Regions from separate parts of the Homo sapiens genome. Here region 1 is linked to region 2. Evidence: chromatin loops called from intact Hi-C (ENCODE). Cell type or tissue: B cell. All regions are shown on one strand. Links, peaks and the distances in the headings refer to the core of each region. The heading gives the core; the rest is flanking DNA. Region 1 holds the start of LOC105376229 (a long non-coding RNA gene). Region 2 holds the start of TMEM268 (transmembrane protein 268).

Region 1 (8,332 bases), core at 313-8,312, 43 kb after region 2:
GAAAGTTTTCAGAATCCAAATGGAGTTACTTGTGTCAAACCCAAACATATGGCTGGGGAAGGCCATGAAGGGAGAGTTCTCATCACGCATGTATGCAGCTTTGAATGTGGCCCAACACAAATTCGTGAACTTTCTTAAAACATTGCAAGATTTTTTTGCAATTTTTTTTTTACCTTATCAGCTATTGTTAGTGTTAGTGTATTTCATGTGTGGCCCAAGACAATTCTTCTTCTTCCGATGTGGCCCAGGGAAGAGAAAAAGATTGGACACCCCTGACTTAGAGTTAGAAGTGAGACCTACGTCAAGATCACCTTGAGTAATGTAATCTTGGCTCACTGCAACTGCTGCCTCTTGGGCTCAAGCCATCCTCCCTATTCAGTCTGCCAAGTAGCTAGGACTACAGGTGTATACCGCCACAACTGGCTAATTTTTGTATTTTTTTGTAGAGACAGGGTTTCTCTATGTTTCCACAGGGCTCAAGTGATCCACCCACCTCAACCTCCCAAAGTGCTGGGATTACAAGCATGAGCCACCATGCCCAGCCTCTGGTGAGTCTTCTCTCAGGCTGAACCTCCCTCTTTTTTTGTAGAAGCTCTTTGACTTTATTTGGGGTCTGGTCTGGTAATAAGGCCTTTTTTTTTTTTTTTTTTGAGATGGACTTTCATTCTTGTTCCCCAGGCTGAAGTGCAATGGCACGATCTCAGCTTACTGCAACCTGTACCTCCCAGGCTCAAGCGATTTTCCTGCCTCAGCCAACCAAGTAGCTGGCATTACAGGCATGCGCCACCATTCCTGGTTAATTTTGTATTTTTAGTAGAGATGGGGTTTCACCATGTTTGTCAGACTGGTCTCGAACTCCTGACCTCAAGGGATCCACCCGCCTCAGCCTCCCAAAGTACTGGGATTATAGGCATGAGCCACTGCGCCCGGCCAAGACCTCCTTAATAAATGACCTTGCATCCTTCTTGGGACTATAAAAGGCTTTTGTCTTTTCTGGCAAGCACGTCCTATGAGGATAGCATCATCACAGAGCAAAGTCTGGTTTGTACAGAATTTATGTTCTCTCTGTGAGGCACCCCTTTTCCGGTGAATTCTCTTTTGTTTTTTTCTGCATGCCTGATATAATATTTCCTGTGGTCCACACACCTGGCTTAAAATTTTTGAGGCTGTCTTACTTTGATATCATTTTGGATTGGTTACGTGTATCTGCAAATGATTTGGGGGTTCTTTTATTTTTCCCTGCTTGTTTCTGAACATTTTCTGAGGGCAAAAAATAAACATTCTAAGTGGTGGGCACAGGTGGGCCAATGAAAAGCCACTAGGGGCTGGGCGTGGTGACTCAGGCCTGTAATCCCAGCGCTTTGCGAGGCCGAGGCGGGCAGATCACCTGATCAGGAGTTCAAGACCAGCCTGGCCAACATGGCAAAACCCCATCTCTACTAAAAATACGATATTAGCCAGGTGTGGTGGTGCATGCCTGTAATCCCAGCTACTCGGGAGGCTGAGACAGGAGAATCGTTTGAACCCAGGAAATGAAGGTTGCAGTGAGCCGAGATCGTGCCGTTGCACTTCAGCCTGGGCAACATGAGCGAAACTCCGTCTCAAAATAATAAAAAATAAAAGCCACTAGGGTAGTTGCCACCATCTATGAGGGACTCTTGTCCCTGAAGAAAAAGTCTCCCATGTTAAGATAAACAGGTATGATTATTACTGGGGTGCCTGCCAGTCTCAAGAAAATTGCCATGTGACTAGGAAAAACTTGGTCACAGGTTGGACAACTTCGGATAAAGGCCATCTGCCAGGTATAAAAAAAGTATTCTGTGCCAGGTACACTGTAAAAAAAAAAAAACACGGGTCCAAGCCCCTGACATTCCCAGCAGGGCTTATAGGGGTTTCTTCTGCTCTCAAAAGATTAATAAAAAATTGGACAGGATTCTCAAAATTCTAGGCATGCCAGACTTTCTGGGATGGCATTCCAGCTGGAAAGATATTCAAAATTGATGGCCTAATCTCATGCACATTTTTAAACTGATGGGCAATCTATACCAAGGATAATTTATGGCCATTATGGGAATTATTTGAATTTTCTAAACTTGTTTTTCTCAGAAAACCTCAACTACAGAGTTAAGCAGTCTAAACGTTGGATGCATGAAGAGGCTTCTGATCGCTCTATGTACTTTTGTTGTTGTTGTTTATTCTGAATCTGCTAATTTTTTCACTTGTATTAAGATAAATCTTTTTTTTTTTTTTTTTTTGAGACGGAGTCTCGCTCTGTCGCCCAGGCTGGAGCGCAGTGGCGCAATCTCGGCTCACTGCAAGCTCCGCCTCCCGGGTCCACGCCATTCTCCCGCCTCAGCCTCCCGAGTAGCTGGGACTACAGGCGCCCGCCACCACGCCCGGCTAATTTTTTGTATTTTTAGTAGAGACGGGGTTTCACCATTCACAGGATGGTCTTGATCTCCTGACCTTGTGATCCGTCTGCCTCTGCCTCCCAAAGTGCTGGGATTACAGGCGTGAGCCACCGCGCCCAGCCAAGATAAATCTTTCACTAAAGGCTGCTTGGAGCTTTTCATTTTTCCTCCAACCCCTAAATGAAATATAAACATCCAAGAGTTCACTAGAACAACTCATTTGAAACTGAAAAAAGGGGGGGAGAAGGTTAAAAAAAAAAAGCCTTTTTAAAACCAAAGTGCTATGGAAACTGCCCAAAATTTGGTTCACAGCCTTCATAATATTACATCTCAGGACAAATAAAAATTTTCAAGTTTAGCCATATGAACATGACCCTAACTTGTCCCATTTTGTTAGGGATATAATTTGGATCCAACTGTATTTTTATAAGCTGACAAGTTTATTACTGTTTTACTGTGTGATGATTAGAATTTTAAAGTAAAAACTATAATTTTTTTGTTTTTCTTCATCTATATGTTTTTACGTTTTTGTGTCTACATATTTTATGTATATTATTTTAAATTTACAGAGATCTCTAATTGGCTTGAAGGAAAATAATTAAGTGCTTAAAAAGTAATTTATTAGAAATATAGTAATTAACACAAATGCTTTTAAGTTCACATGAACATAAATCTATACTTTTTTTTTTTTTCTGATATGGAGTCTTGCTCTGTCACCCAGGCTGGAGTGCAGTGGCACAATCTTTGCTCACCACAACCTCCGTCTCCTGGGTTCAAGTGATTCTCCTGCCTCAGCCTCCCGAGTAGCTGGGATTACAGGCATGCGCCACCACTCCTGGCTTATTTTTTGTATTTTTAGTAGAGACAGGGTTTCACCATGTTGGCCAAGCTGGTCTCGAACTCCTGATCTCGTGATCCGCCTGCTTCAGCCTCCCAAAGTGCTGAGATTACAGGCGTGAGCCACCACGCCTGGTGGGTAAATCTTTTGTAAGTAAACTAATCTTAAAATTGTTGGTAAAATAGGCTGGACATGGTGGCTCACACCTGTAATCCCAGCACTATGGGAGGCCGAGGTGGGCAGATCACTTGAGGTCAGGAGTTTGAGACCAGCCTGGTCAACATAGTGAAACCCCAACTCTACTAAAAATACAAAAATTAGCTGGGCATGGTGGCACACACCTGTGATCCCAGCTACTCAGGTGGCTGAGGCAGGAGAATCACTTGAACCTGGGAGGTGAAGGTTGCGGTGAGCTGAGATCGTGCTATTGCACTCAAGCCTTGGTGACAGAGTGAAACTCCACCTCAAAAAAGAAAAGAAAAAAAAAATTGTTGGTAAAATAAAAATAAAAATGTCTTCAGAATTCTTAGCATAAATTTTTGCCTGAGTTTACTGGTCAGAAAGTTCTATATTTGTCTCCGCTAGATGTTCTAAGGTCATAGACCCACAAATCCAGCCTTAAAAGCAAAATTATCTTTGTGTAATTCTTTGATGAATAAGGCTACTTTAATATTGTTTAAATTTTTTTTTTGTAGTGATGGAGTCTTGCTATGTTACTCAGGCTAGTCTCAAACTCCTGAGCTCAAGCAGTTCTCCTGCCTCAGCCTCCCAAAGTGTTGGGATTATAGATGTGAGCCACTGCACCTAGCCAGTAAAAAATTGTTTTAAAAAAGAACATGAATATATGTTTTTAATTTAAAAATAATAATTATATCTAATTCAGACATTATTTAAAGGTGGTTTCAAAATATAGATTTAAGAAGAAAATAAAAACAAGGCAAAGAAATCAATAAGTAGGAAGAGACATGCAAAGAAAATTATAAATATGAGAAGGTATCTTTGGTAAGAAAGATGAAAAAGATACATAACTTTGTATGAGAAAGAATCTTGTGTGGTAAAAATGATAAAGAAAAAGAAAAGCAAATTTTTGTCCTAAGGTAGAATAATTATTTGTTCCAATATTAAAAAAGAAAGTCTAAAACAAAATTAGGCCTAAGCAAGCCATAAGAGGTTTGAGCAACTTGCAAAAGGTTTGTGAAACATGAATCTTATGAAATAAATTTTGTATGTAATCAAGTTGGCTAAATTTAGAAGGAAATTGTTTATAAATTTTTCTGAAAATTGAATATACTGATACAAAACCCAAAACTAGTTCTCTATGTTTAAAGCAGCAAGGGTTTCCTGGAGTATCATTGCTCTTAGTTAAAAAAAAAATTACCACAGGTTTTGGTTTTTAATTCTGAAATCTGGCTGGATGTGGTGACTCACACCTGTAATCCTGGTGCTTTGGGAGGCCGAGGCAGGAGGATTGCTTGAGGCCATGAGTTTGAGACCAGCTTAGACAATATCATGAGACCCCAATCTCTACCAAAAAAAATTAAAAATTAGCCAGGTATGATGGTGCACACTTTTAGTTCCTCCCCCACCCCCCAACCTTCTCAGGAGGCTGAGGTGGGAGGATCAGTTGAGCTCAGGAGTTTGAGTCTGCAGTGAGCTATGATGGTACCACTGTACTCCAGCCTGGGCAACATAATAAGACCCTATCTCTAAAAAAACAAACAAACAAAAACCCTGAAATCTGATTCTTTAAATTTTTTACCATCTTCTGAACTATAACCTCTTCCTGTTTTATGGTTTCTGTTTAATTTCCCTAATTCTAGGTTTAGAATGCTATCTTTTAAATTAGTAAGTTACTTTCTCAAAATAGAGTCTTTCTCTTGAAGATTTTCAGATTTATGTCTCAGAAGCTCAACTTCTGCTGCACCTCATTGCACATGATTTGCAGGTCATACACCATTGCCTTCTGCTCTTCCTCCTTCTCCCCTTAAGAAGGCACACTTTTTTTTTTTTTTTTTGAGACGGATTCTCACTCCGTCACCCAGGCTGAAGTGTAATGGCATGGTCTTGGCTCACTGCAACCTCCGCCTCCTGGGTTCAAGCGATTCTCCTGCCTCAGCCTCCCGAGTAGCTGGGACTACAGGTGCATGACACCACACCCGGCTAATTTTTGTATTTTTAACAGAGACGGGGTTTCACTGTGTTGGCCAGGCTGGTCTCGAACTCCTGACCTCGTGATCCACCTGCCTCGGCCTCCCAAAGTGCTGGAATTACAGGCATGAACCACCGTACCCGGCCACACTTTTTTTTTTTCTTAATCAACTTAATGACTCACTCCCTTGACATTTTGGTAAGCTTCTGCATTTATTTTCTCTGGTTCTAACTCTGCTGTTGAGGCCTAATGCTGATATGTTTGTCTTAAAGGTCTAGAAAAGCAATGTTTTCCTCCAAGAATAACTTGATTCTGTGCTGTTGGCTTTTCTTGAAATGTCTGAATTATTCCATGTAACAAGGAAACTTAATGTGCTTTCACTTTTTCTAAGAGCCATATGTTTCCCTGCTCAAGGTACTTATTTTTTTTGTTTACTTCTTCTATAATATAGTGTATACTCATAACCTTGGACACACACTCATCCAGTGTCAATTTGAATTCAAGTACCTTTTCATTAGGTTAGATTTTCAGATTATCTAAAAGGACTTCCTATAAGAAGCAATTACACTGCAGGAGTATTTATTTTTTGGTAATTGGTCTAGGAAACAAAGATTCTGTGTTTTATCAAGGTAATTTCCTGTGCTTCATGCTGTCTTTATTGGTTTTTTGTTGTTGTCGTTGTTGTTGTTTTTGAGACAGAGTCTAGCTCTGTTGCCAGGCTGGGGTGCGGTGGCGTGATCTTGGCTCACTGCAACCTCCACCTACCGGGTTCAGACGATTCTCCTGCATCAGCCTCCCGAGTAGCTGGGACTACAGGTGTGTGCCACCACACCCGGCTAATTTTTGTATTTTTAGTAGAGACGGGGTTTCACCATGTCGGCCAGGATGGTCTTGATCTCTTGACCTCGTGATCCACCCACCTCAGCCTCCCAAAGTGCTGGGATTACAGGCGTGAGCTGCTGCACCCGGCCAGGTTTTTGATTACTTAGGAAAACTGAGTCTTTAGCCTTTTTTTTTTTTTAATAAAACATACATGCAACTTTCTGCATTTGCCTTTGGAATTTTTATTCTTTAAGATAGGGTCTCACTATGTTGTCCAGTCTGGCCTGAGACTTCTACACTTAAGGGATCCTCCCACCTCATTCTTCCAAGTTGCTGGGACTACAGGTGCACACCATCATGCTCAGCTTACTTTTAAAATCTTCAGTCACGATCCTTTTGTAGTTCATAAGGATGATGACTGAGTGTTCACACTCGTGTGTGAGATGTGCCACCCTCAGACCTTGAAATCTTCAGTCACTCTTGTTAAGTGAACAACTATTATTTCACTATGATCTGCAATTCTGTTTTAATTAAATGTTTTATACTTTTTGACATATTTGGCCAGCTTTCTCAATATCAGAGTTCTAAATGAAGTCTTTTCAACCTAGAATTATCTTTGAGATTTTCTAGTTGGGCTCCTGGAGAGCCTCAAACAATGTATTTTTCAGCTTGTAGAGCTGTTAAACTAATTAGGCTTGTTTGATGTATTGAGTTGTATGAGAAGCGTTGGAGGCACAGATGGGATCAAATAACAAAGTGACACTAAGTCTTCTCTAAGTTATATTTATATGGCTATGTTATTGATGTGAAAGATCTAAAAATTATGTAAAATTTATAAATGTTTGATGGTCCTAATGTGATACTGTTAGTCATTTTTCTGGTTGTTGTCTTAAAATGCTGTATGCAATAAACATAACTGAGTTTCCTTGTCAATTGCTGAACTCTCATCAGATTTTTAACCATGGCTGTTTTAAGCCTCTGTCTTCCACAGTTTTAATTCTTCTTTAAATGCATCTGCAATCAGATTCATGGAAAAGACTCTGGCAAGTACTCCTGAATATGGGTTTCTGATAAGTTTAAGATCAATGGACTAAATAAAGATATTCAGGACCCCCATGAAGAAACTGATAAATTCATGAAACTGACAACTAAGATTAAACAGAACAAAAATTAATTACATGAGATTAAATATCTAATGAAGACAGATATTTGAAACATTGTTGGTTTTTTACTTACATGTTTTGTTTTCCAGATTTAAGGAGACTTTCTCTCTCAAGATATCTATAGTTTACAACAATTTGGTAAAGTATACTTTTGTGAACAAAACTGGCAACACTTACTTTTTCTCTGTCCCTCCAAAATTTGGAAACTATTTGTGAGTATGCTTAATTTTTATGGCAATGAAGTTGTCTGCATAAGTTTAATTAGAAGCTGCTTTTTAAATAACAAGGTATAGTTGGAAACATTGGTTACGTTACCAGGCTTTTAAATGGAATGTCATATTTTAAGTTATTTATAGGTATAGCAGAAAAAGTCTGAAGTCTGCCGTAGATTAGCTTTCTAGCCTTGAGAAATTTTTAAAAGTCAAATCTGAGATTCCTATGTGGTCAATTACTATTTCTGCTGTGCTTGTGTGAATTTATCAGGCCAAATTTGATAAAACACAAATAACAACAAATTAGTCTTACTCGGATTATCTTTGGTAGAAATCAGAATGACTGTAGAAAGAAAAATCGTGTTTCTATGTTTCTGAAGAAAAGCTAGACTATACCTGTTATTAGATTGTAACCCTGTGTGGGGTATTTTTGTTTGTTTGTTTGAGTTTTTTTATTTACCTGTGGATTGAACTGGATCTTAAATTCTTCTAGGTTCCTCCAATCCACTTTTCTCCCATGGAATTACTAAGAATGGGAACTGCTCTTTCCTGAAGCCCTGTAAGCTGAAGTTAGACAACTTGATGTAAATTTCAAGGGTCAAGACTCACGCCTGATGTGTGGGTCACATCAAAAGTTCACCAAACCACCCAATGCCATAACCAGAGACATTTAAACTACAAACCAGAATGAGCAGTTGACATCTTCATGCTGTGGGCATGCTGTTCCTAAAATGATG
Region 2 (8,332 bases), core at 21-8,020:
GCTGGCCCCGATTTTCAGCTCTGGAAGATCACTTAGGAGCCCCCTCTCCCAACCAAGACTATGTAAAAGACAAGCCTTTAACAATTATCATGTATCTGCCCTGCACTGGGCTCTAAGGCTACAAAGCAGCAAACTATGAAAACATTGAAGACTTTAGAGCCAGAAAACCTGGACTTAAATTCCCACTCTGCCACATACATGCTCTTTGACATTAGCTGTCAAGGTACTTAACAACCCGAACCTTGCTGTTCTCATCTGTAAAATGGGGATAGAGAGGTCTACCTCCTATAGCTGCTGTGGGGATGTAACAGAAGGAAATGCAAGCATAATATCCAGTACTCGGCTCACCAGACAGGCCCCTTTCCTCAACATGATTTTCCTATTTTACAGGAGAAAAAACCGCAGGTCAAAGATGTAAAGTGACTTGCCCAAGGTTGGGAGGCTATGCTACCAGCCATGGAGCCAGGAGATAAACCCAAGCCATCTGGCTCCAGGGTCCAAGCCCATAATTTCCATGCCCTTGCCCCTCTGCACTCTAGTGTGACTGTCTCTGAGAATGTTCATGAAATCACCCTTACAAAACAAAACAAAACAAAACAAAAAAGAGTGAGTCAAGGGAGACTGCATTTCCCAGGCAAGATCAAGCAACAAATGCAAGTCAGCCCTGAGATGCTACTCTGGGGATGGCAGGGGCCTTCTCCTCCTCACCTGGCCCACAGCAGGAGACTCTCCTAAATATGCTAAGTGTTTCTCACTCTCATCACGCCTTACTTTCTTCCTGTACCAACAAAAATAGCCACAAGGATCTCTGCCCTGCACTTGATAATCACTGAAGCCCTTCCCTCCTTCATTTGATCATCTCTTAGGCCCCTGAGGCAGATATAATTCTGAGATCCATGTTCCAGACAAGAAACGAAGGGACATCGTAGCTAGGGGCCTACAGCCCAGAGAAGCTGTACTAGAGTCTCAAAAAGGCCTGGGGGACCGAGCAGCCACGAGGGACCATGCCCAGGCTGGAGTTGCACAGGTAGCCTTTCAGACTGCGTGGAAGGTTCCATTTGTTGCAAAATCCCCCCATGAGGCAATGTCTTTCAGAAGAAACCACAGCACTCTACTTGGCCCCATCAGCCTCTCACAAAGTACTAATCAGCAGGCTTTATTCCATTCACCTGGAGGCTGTTTCCTGTAATAGCTAAAAGTAACCGGCCCTGTCCTGCCGCTTCTCACCTGTGTAACCTTGAGTAAGTTACTTCTCTGCCTCAGTTTCCTTACATGTAAGTGGGGATAACGACAGTAACTTCAGGTGGTTGTGAGGTTTAAAGAGTTCACACATGTAAATCACTCAAAATAGCACTGGGCAAGTAGGAATCATTGAAGAAATATAGCTGCCATCATTTTTACTCCACAGACATTTCCTAAGCACCTTCTCAGGCCAGGCCCTGTGCTATCTTGAGCACGAAACTGGAAATAAAATCTGAAGTTCCTACTCAGCCCTCCCTGCTAGGGATCACCATCTGGTAGGAAAGACAAACTCAGGGAAAGACAATTACAAAACAAACAATTGCAACAAGGCAGTGAGAGGGAGCACCTTGGTTGGGGTGGGGGAAGGGTTCTCCGGAAGGCTTCCTGGAGGAAGGAGGCTCCTGGGCTTGGCAAAGGTGGAGGTGAGAGCCAAGAGAGGCCAGTGCCAAGCAGAAAGGGATATGGACCAGAGGCCAGGACATGCCCATCAGGGCAGCCTGTGTGGTCACCTTGCAGCCCCTCATTCAACCAGGAAGCTGCAGAGGGCAGGAGGGGTGCTGGCAAGACCTCAAGGGCAGATGCCTATCATATGTCCTGAACCCCATTTCCCCATCCAGCTCAGCCCTGCACCAGCCCGAGGATAACACAGAAGGTCAGACAGACAGCAGGGTGGAGGCAGAGCAGGGGGAGTGAGCACAGCCTTGAGGCCCCTGCAACTAAGCAGGAAAACTAGAGCTTCTCTGGGTCTCCTCTGCTGATTCTGCATTTTAACCAGAACTTCCAGATATCCATCTTGCACAAGGTCAACTCCCCTCTTTTTCAGCCCGTAGAGAGCATCTGCAAAGGAACATACTCTTAAGTCCTATTGCGCAAAGGCCCCCAGCTCTGCAGACACCGAGTGCCCAGCCTCCCCGGGAACTATGTGCAGCACTGAGATTCGTCAGTTTCCTAAGTCAGGTTTTGTTTTGTTTGTGAAAAACACAACACGAGACCCTAAGAGGGCCTGTTACAGAAGTTTCGGGGCGGAAAAACCTTGAGACACAATGAGTCCGAGCTCTCCATTTTACAGGTGAGGACGTTAAGACCCAGAAAAGAAAGTGTACCATCCAAGGTCAAGGAGCCAGTCCTGGACTGGGCCAGAATTGAAACCCAGGCTCCTTCACGCCAGCTGGAGCTGTCTCGCCATACACGGCCTTGGCCTTGGGCAGCTGTCTCGTCCCAGTCTCAGTCTCCGCCCTCTGGAACTGTCCAGGTCGGCTGAGGATGGGGGATCTCCTTCTCCCCATAAATCAGTCTGGCCCTCCCCAACCGCGGGCCCCCAGGAGGCTTGTCAGAGCCGCTCCCACGGCCGGCACGCGGGGGAGGGGCCCCAGGGCGCACGAAGGACCCCCCGCAGGCTGCCCGCCGCGCCGAACCCAGGCCGTCTGGCCCGAACGCAGGCCAAGGCGGAGGCGCCCAGGCTGCTTCCCGGCCCCGGAGCCCCACAGCACCAAGCCCGGATCGCAGGACACGGGCGCGCGCCCGGGCCCGCGCACACTCACCGCCCGCGCCGCCGCCGCCGCCGCCGCCGCCACCCCGGGACGCGGAAGGTCGGGGGCGCCGAGCCCCTAATGCCGCAGCCTCTGGGCACCGCAGCCCCGCGCCCAGCACGCCTCCCGCGCCGCGCTGCGCCGCCTTCACGGGCCCGCCCCCCGCCCGGCCGGCCCCGCTCGGTCGCCCAACCCCGAGGAGCCGCCCGCCGGACTCGCTTTGGGGCCAAGAGGGAACGCGCCTCCCGGGCCCGCGGCGGAGCGGAGCTGGAGGCCGCGTTTCATCAGCCGAGCGCCCCCCCGGGACGCCGGAAGGAGCCTCCGCGCGGAGCCGACCACGTGCACGGCATCTTGGGGCACGGGTTCCCGCCGTCTCCCCACTGTAAAGGAGCGGCTTACTCCAGAGGTCCAGCCCCCTCACACACAATCACGGAACCCGTGGATGAGGCAGTATTTGAGACCAGAAGTTTATTGGGGACTTGGGTTTGGTTTTTGTTTGGTTGGTTTTGTCGTTGTTTTTAGAGTCGGGGGTTTCGCTGTGTTGCCCAGGCTGCTATCGGACTCCTGACCTCAAGCGATCCTCTTGCTTGGCCTCCCAAAGTGTTGGGATTACAGGCGTGAGCCACCGCACCTGGCCGGGGACTTGTTTCTAATGGAAAATTGTGTATGTGCTGTATTGTTAAGAGCATTGGTTTGGGGTCAGACTAGGCTGTGATTCGGGTCTCTCCACTTCTTATTATCGTCTTTGGTAAATTATTTAACCTCTTTGTGCCTTCGTTTTCTGTAAAAAGCAGATAATTATAGCTACTTCATGAGGTCGTGTGAAGATTTAATGAGATAGTGTGTGTGAAATGTTCACAGCTACCAGACACATACTCACTCGTGTTCCCAATTGCTATACTCACAAGGGCTCACTCCCATCGCCATCCTTCGTAATTTCAAAGGGTCTACGGTTAAAAGTAAGTAACCTTTCCCCTGAGGAAAACACTAACCTTGTGCTTTCCTTGTATTTTTCCTTAGAGCACATATGTACCTGTGCGTGTGTGCGTTTACACAAAGGAAGGCCTTTTCTATTCTGTTGGGCACTCTGCTTTTTCATTCGACAAAGTACCTTGGCGCTCATCGGCCAGAACGCGCCACACTGCCTCATTTCCTTTTAAGGGGCACATAAACGTCCCTATATTAATATTAGGTTTGCGCAAAAGTTATTGCGTTTTTTTGCCATTAAAAACATTACAGGCTGGGCGCGGTGGCTCACGCCTGTAATCCCAGCACTTTGGGAGGCCGAGGCGGGAGGATTACCTGAGGTCGGGAGTTCGAGACCAGCCTGATCAACATGGGGAAACCCCGTCTCTACTAAAAATACAAAATTAGCCGGGCCTGGTGGCGCATGCCTGTAATCCCAGCTACTCGGGAGACTGAGGCAGGAGAATCGCTTGAACCCGGGAGGTGGAGGTTGCGGTGAGCCGAGATTGCGCCATTGCACTCCAGCCTGGGCAACAAGAGCAAAACTCCATCTCAAAAAAAAAAAAAATTGCAAAAACCGCGATTATTTTTGCACCAACCTAATAGAAAGGGTCTTTGTTTTCTTAACCCTTCTTTCTTAGTGGACATGAAGGTGATTTCCAGCCTTGCTGACAGGCCTTGCCCTGATACACATAGCAGCATTGTTGCATACACGCAAACATGCCACAGCCTGCATTTCTTTCTTTCTCTTTCTCTTTCTTTCTTTCTTTCTTTCTCTCTTTCTTTCTTTGTTTCTTTTTCTTTCCTTCTTTCATTTCTTTCTCTCTTTGTTTCTTTTTCTTTCCTTCTTTCTTTCTTTCTTTCTTTCCTTCCTTCCTTCTTTTTCTTTTTCTTTTTCTTTTTCTTTTTCTTTTTCTTTTTCTGAGACAGGGTCACTCTCTTGCCCAGGCTGGAGTGCAGTGGTGCAGTCACAGCTCACTGCAGCCTCGGCCTCTCCTCTCAGGCTCAAGGGATCCTCCCACCTCAGCCTCTCTGGTAGATGGGTCTAAAAGTGCATGCCACCACTCCCGGCTAATGTTTTTGTTTTTGTTTTTGTTTTTGTTTTGTAGATGCAGGGTCTTACTATGTTTCCCCAGCTAGTCTCAAACTCCTACACTCAAGTGATCCTCCCACTTCAGCCTCCCAAAGTGCTGGGATTACACGTGCAAGCCACCATGCCTGGCCCATTTCTATAAGTAGATGTGCTGAGTCAGAATGTACATGCTTGTTTGTTTGTTTGTTTGTTTGTTTGTTTGTTTTTGAGATGGGGTCTCGCTCTGTCACCCAGGCTGGAGTGCAGTGGTGTGATCTTGGCTCACTGCAGCCTCCACCTCCCGGGTTCAAGCGATTCTCCCACCTCAGCCTCCCGAGTAGCTGGGATTACAGGGGTGTGCCACCACGCCTGGCTAATTTTTGCATTTTTAGTAGAGACAGGGGTTTCACCATGTTGCCCAGGCTGGTCTCGAACTCCCGACCTCAGGTGATCCACCCGCCTTGGCCTCCCAAAGTACTGGGATTACAGGGGTAAGCCACCGCACCTGGCCTATGCATGCATTTTTTTATTTTAACAGATATTCCAAATTGTTGGGAAACTCTCAGACCCCAGAACTTAGCTGGCTGCATGCTCGGCCAGCCCTCAGAGACAGCATGATTGGAGGCAGGAGCAGGAATTGGCAACCTGAGAAGTAGATACCACCCAGGCACCCTCATTCACAAGGATCCAGGTAGTGGGCTACTAAAAATGAAGTTCATTCATTTATTTATCCACAAATGGACATTCAGTACCTGCTAAGGGACAGGCATTGTACTGAGCAAGAGTGAACAATACACACCAGGTCCCTATTTAGTGTGCCTGATTTCCAAACAAAACAAAAACAAAAAACAATTTAGACGCGTGGGAGCAAGAGCCTCAAGAGATATTGAAGCTTTACTCACTGATGATAGGATATTAAAAGGGATCCTGCAACAGGTGTGTGGCCTGATCACCATCTATCTAAACCCTACCTCTCCAACAAGGTTGCCCTCCTCCATGAAGCCAGATGTGGTCCCCCTGCCCTTTCTGCCAGGCTGCCTTTACTCTTCATTCTCACTGCTGGTCACTCCAGCGTGAACTTAGTGCTGACACATCAATCTCCTATACCAGGGAGGCACAGAAGACAGGGGCCTTTGGAGCTGGCCCACCAGGCTCTACCACTTACTGGCATGTGGCATTGGCAGGCAGCTCAGCTCACTCTCTGAGTTTCAATACCCTCATTTATGAAAGGCAGATAACTGCTAATCTGGGAGATTGCAAGAATTAATTGAAGTGATGAAATGCTTAGAAGAAAATGCTCAGTAAAAGTGTGGTGCATTCTTGGACAACGAGGTATCATGTGTTTGCATCTCTGAAATGTCACCAGTGTTCAGTCCTGGCATAGCAAGGAGGAGTGGGTGCTCATGTAGAATGGAGAAAGGACAATAGAATCCAGTGAAAGTAGGGTGAAATCCAGTCAGGTGTGCTGGAAAGCAGACTTCAGTAGTGATCATCTTGAATCCACAAGGTCCTTGTGGTGGGCCCAAGCCTCTCCCCACCCACAGCCTACCCTGGACTAATCTTTACTCACTCTCTCCCAACACGTAAAAACCCTATGCTCCAAAAATACAGAGCATCTCTCATTTCCTCCTATAACCCTCTCCCCCTGTTCTCTCACTTCTAGTTCTCAGTGGTTGCCATTCTCTCCCATCTGGAAAGTTGTCTCCAAACCCCAGCCCCATCGTTCTACCTGACGAACCAACTCATTCTCGGGTTTCAGCTGAAAGGGCCCTTCTTCTGGGAGCCCTGCCCTGTCCTGGGCCTAGGCCAGTTCCCCATTCTCATAGTTCATTCTCATAGTTACTCTTGTTTGTTTGTTTCTGGCTTTGTGTGTTTTTATTTTTTGAGACAGGGTCTCACTCTGTCACCCAGGCTGGAGTACAGCAGCGCGATCTTGGCTCACTGCAGCCCCGACCTCCTAGGCTCAAGTGATCCTCCCACCTCAGCCTCCCAAGTATCTGGGACTACAGGCATGCACCACCATTCCCGGCTAATTTTTTATTTTTAGTAGAGACAGGGTTTTACCATGTTGCCCAAGCTGGTCTCGAACTCTTGAGCTCAAGCAATACACCTGCCTCGGCCTCCCAAAGTGCTGGGATTACAGGTGTAAGCCACTGCGTCCAGCCCTACTCTTGCTTAACCTACACTCATCCCATACCCATCACATGGTATTGTCATTGTTCAGTGTCCCCTTTCCCAAAAAGAGAGTAAGCCTTTTGGGCATAGGGCTGTTTCTACCCATGTTCATAGCTATCCCCCTGCCCCTAACCCTGTCCTCAGTAATTGTTAAATGCATATGAAGTAGTGAATGAATAAATATGAATGAAATCATCAGGGCCTCAACTATAGATAAATCCAAATAACCACAAACCCCAGCCAAAGCCACCCTTACTCAGCAGTTGCTCCATCTGTCCTGTTGTGTCTGTAAGGGTTACAGACCCAGGGCTGAGGGCTAGCTGCCAACACTGTTTGATAACTTGGATGAAGTAAGAGAATGAACTTTTTTCCAGCCTGGCAGAACCTTAGTGTTGCAGCAGATGGTACTGAGAGAACCTCAGAACTGCTGGATGAGTAAGTGAAAAGGCAAAGATCAAAAGATCAAAACTTACATCTTGGTGTTTTTTGGTTTTTTTTTTTTTCTTTTGGAGCTCATGTGCCAGTTATAGATTCACTAACTTCCTAAACTTTTCATGGAGACATACTACTTGGAACATTGCCATGGCCTGAACAAATTGAACCAAAGAATGCAGTATTAGTAATTCAGGCTGGGAACTCAGACAGACCTGGGTTTAAATCCAGACTTCACCACAAATTGGCTCTGTGACCCTGTAGCCTCAGTTTCCTAATCTGCAAAATAGAAATGATAATACCTACCTCATAGAGATGGTAGGAAAATTAGATTATGTATATAGAGTACCTTGAATGCCACCTGGTATAAAGTTGATGTTAATAAATGTGAGCTATTTTAGAAATTATTTCCGAAAGTGTGTCCCACAGAATGTTCCGTTGCTAGTGGCTCCATTACATTGATTTCAGCTCCCGGAAGTCACATCCTCAAATGACGGACTCCACTATGGGAGAGGTAGACTAACTGTACGTGAGAGCTTGGGACTAAATACATAGCTGTGCTTGGCAGGAGGTGTGCTGGAAGTCAGACAGATCACATGCTGTTTGTCAGGAAACCGGGCCTAAGTCAGAAGAAAAAATCCTCTGAATTCCTATCAGGAAGGCCAGCAATCCCCCCGGGGCAGATAGGGGTCAGGGATCTGTTTCTACACTATGAACAGAAAGACAAGTGCCAGGGTCAGAAGAGTCAGAAGAGGGAGAACTCCCCTCTAGCGGCTGTGGAGAAGAGGCAAGGGCAGTTGAAGGCAATTGGGCTTTTTTAACTAGGTAACTAGACTATCGGTCTTTTCATCTTTAAAAACCACCTAAGATAATTGTAGACAACCCAGTCATGCTCTCTGAACAACCAGCCTTGTTT

What was found. Hi-C counts contacts between places; a loop is a spot of excess contacts. Peaks named below come from ENCODE experiments on the same cell type or tissue, not always from the same donor. Only the 100,000 strongest peaks of a DNase experiment are listed, where the experiment ranks them.
Region 1: a loop joins it to region 2, with 2.1 times the contacts of the local background. A loop is called at or near these places in 3 of 110 quality-filtered maps.

Annotation. Positions count from the first base shown.
Region 1 is chr9:114,563,631-114,571,962 of GRCh38, reverse strand. LOC105376229 (a long non-coding RNA gene) reads left to right here and starts at 5,520. Exons shown (of 3, transcript XR_930260.2): 1 at 5,520-5,596; 2 at 7,473-7,595. LOC124902352 (small nucleolar RNA U13) reads left to right here and starts at 6,611; the gene lies at 6,611-6,713. In B cell, for the core only: no CTCF peak of the experiment used is centred there; a DNase peak (open chromatin) is centred at 5,182; H3K4me3 peaks cover 1,394 bases; H3K27ac peaks cover 1,500 bases.
Region 2 is chr9:114,606,016-114,614,347 of GRCh38, reverse strand. It overlaps TMEM268 (transmembrane protein 268), which reads right to left and starts at 3,057. Exons shown (of 9, transcript NM_153045.4): 1 at 2,784-3,057. RefSeq lists silencers at 2,426-2,705, 2,816-3,025, 3,066-3,145 and an enhancer at 6,268-6,327. In B cell, for the core only: CTCF peaks have their summits at 4,340 and 4,550; a DNase peak (open chromatin) is centred at 3,047; H3K4me3 peaks cover 3,154 bases; H3K27ac peaks cover 4,853 bases.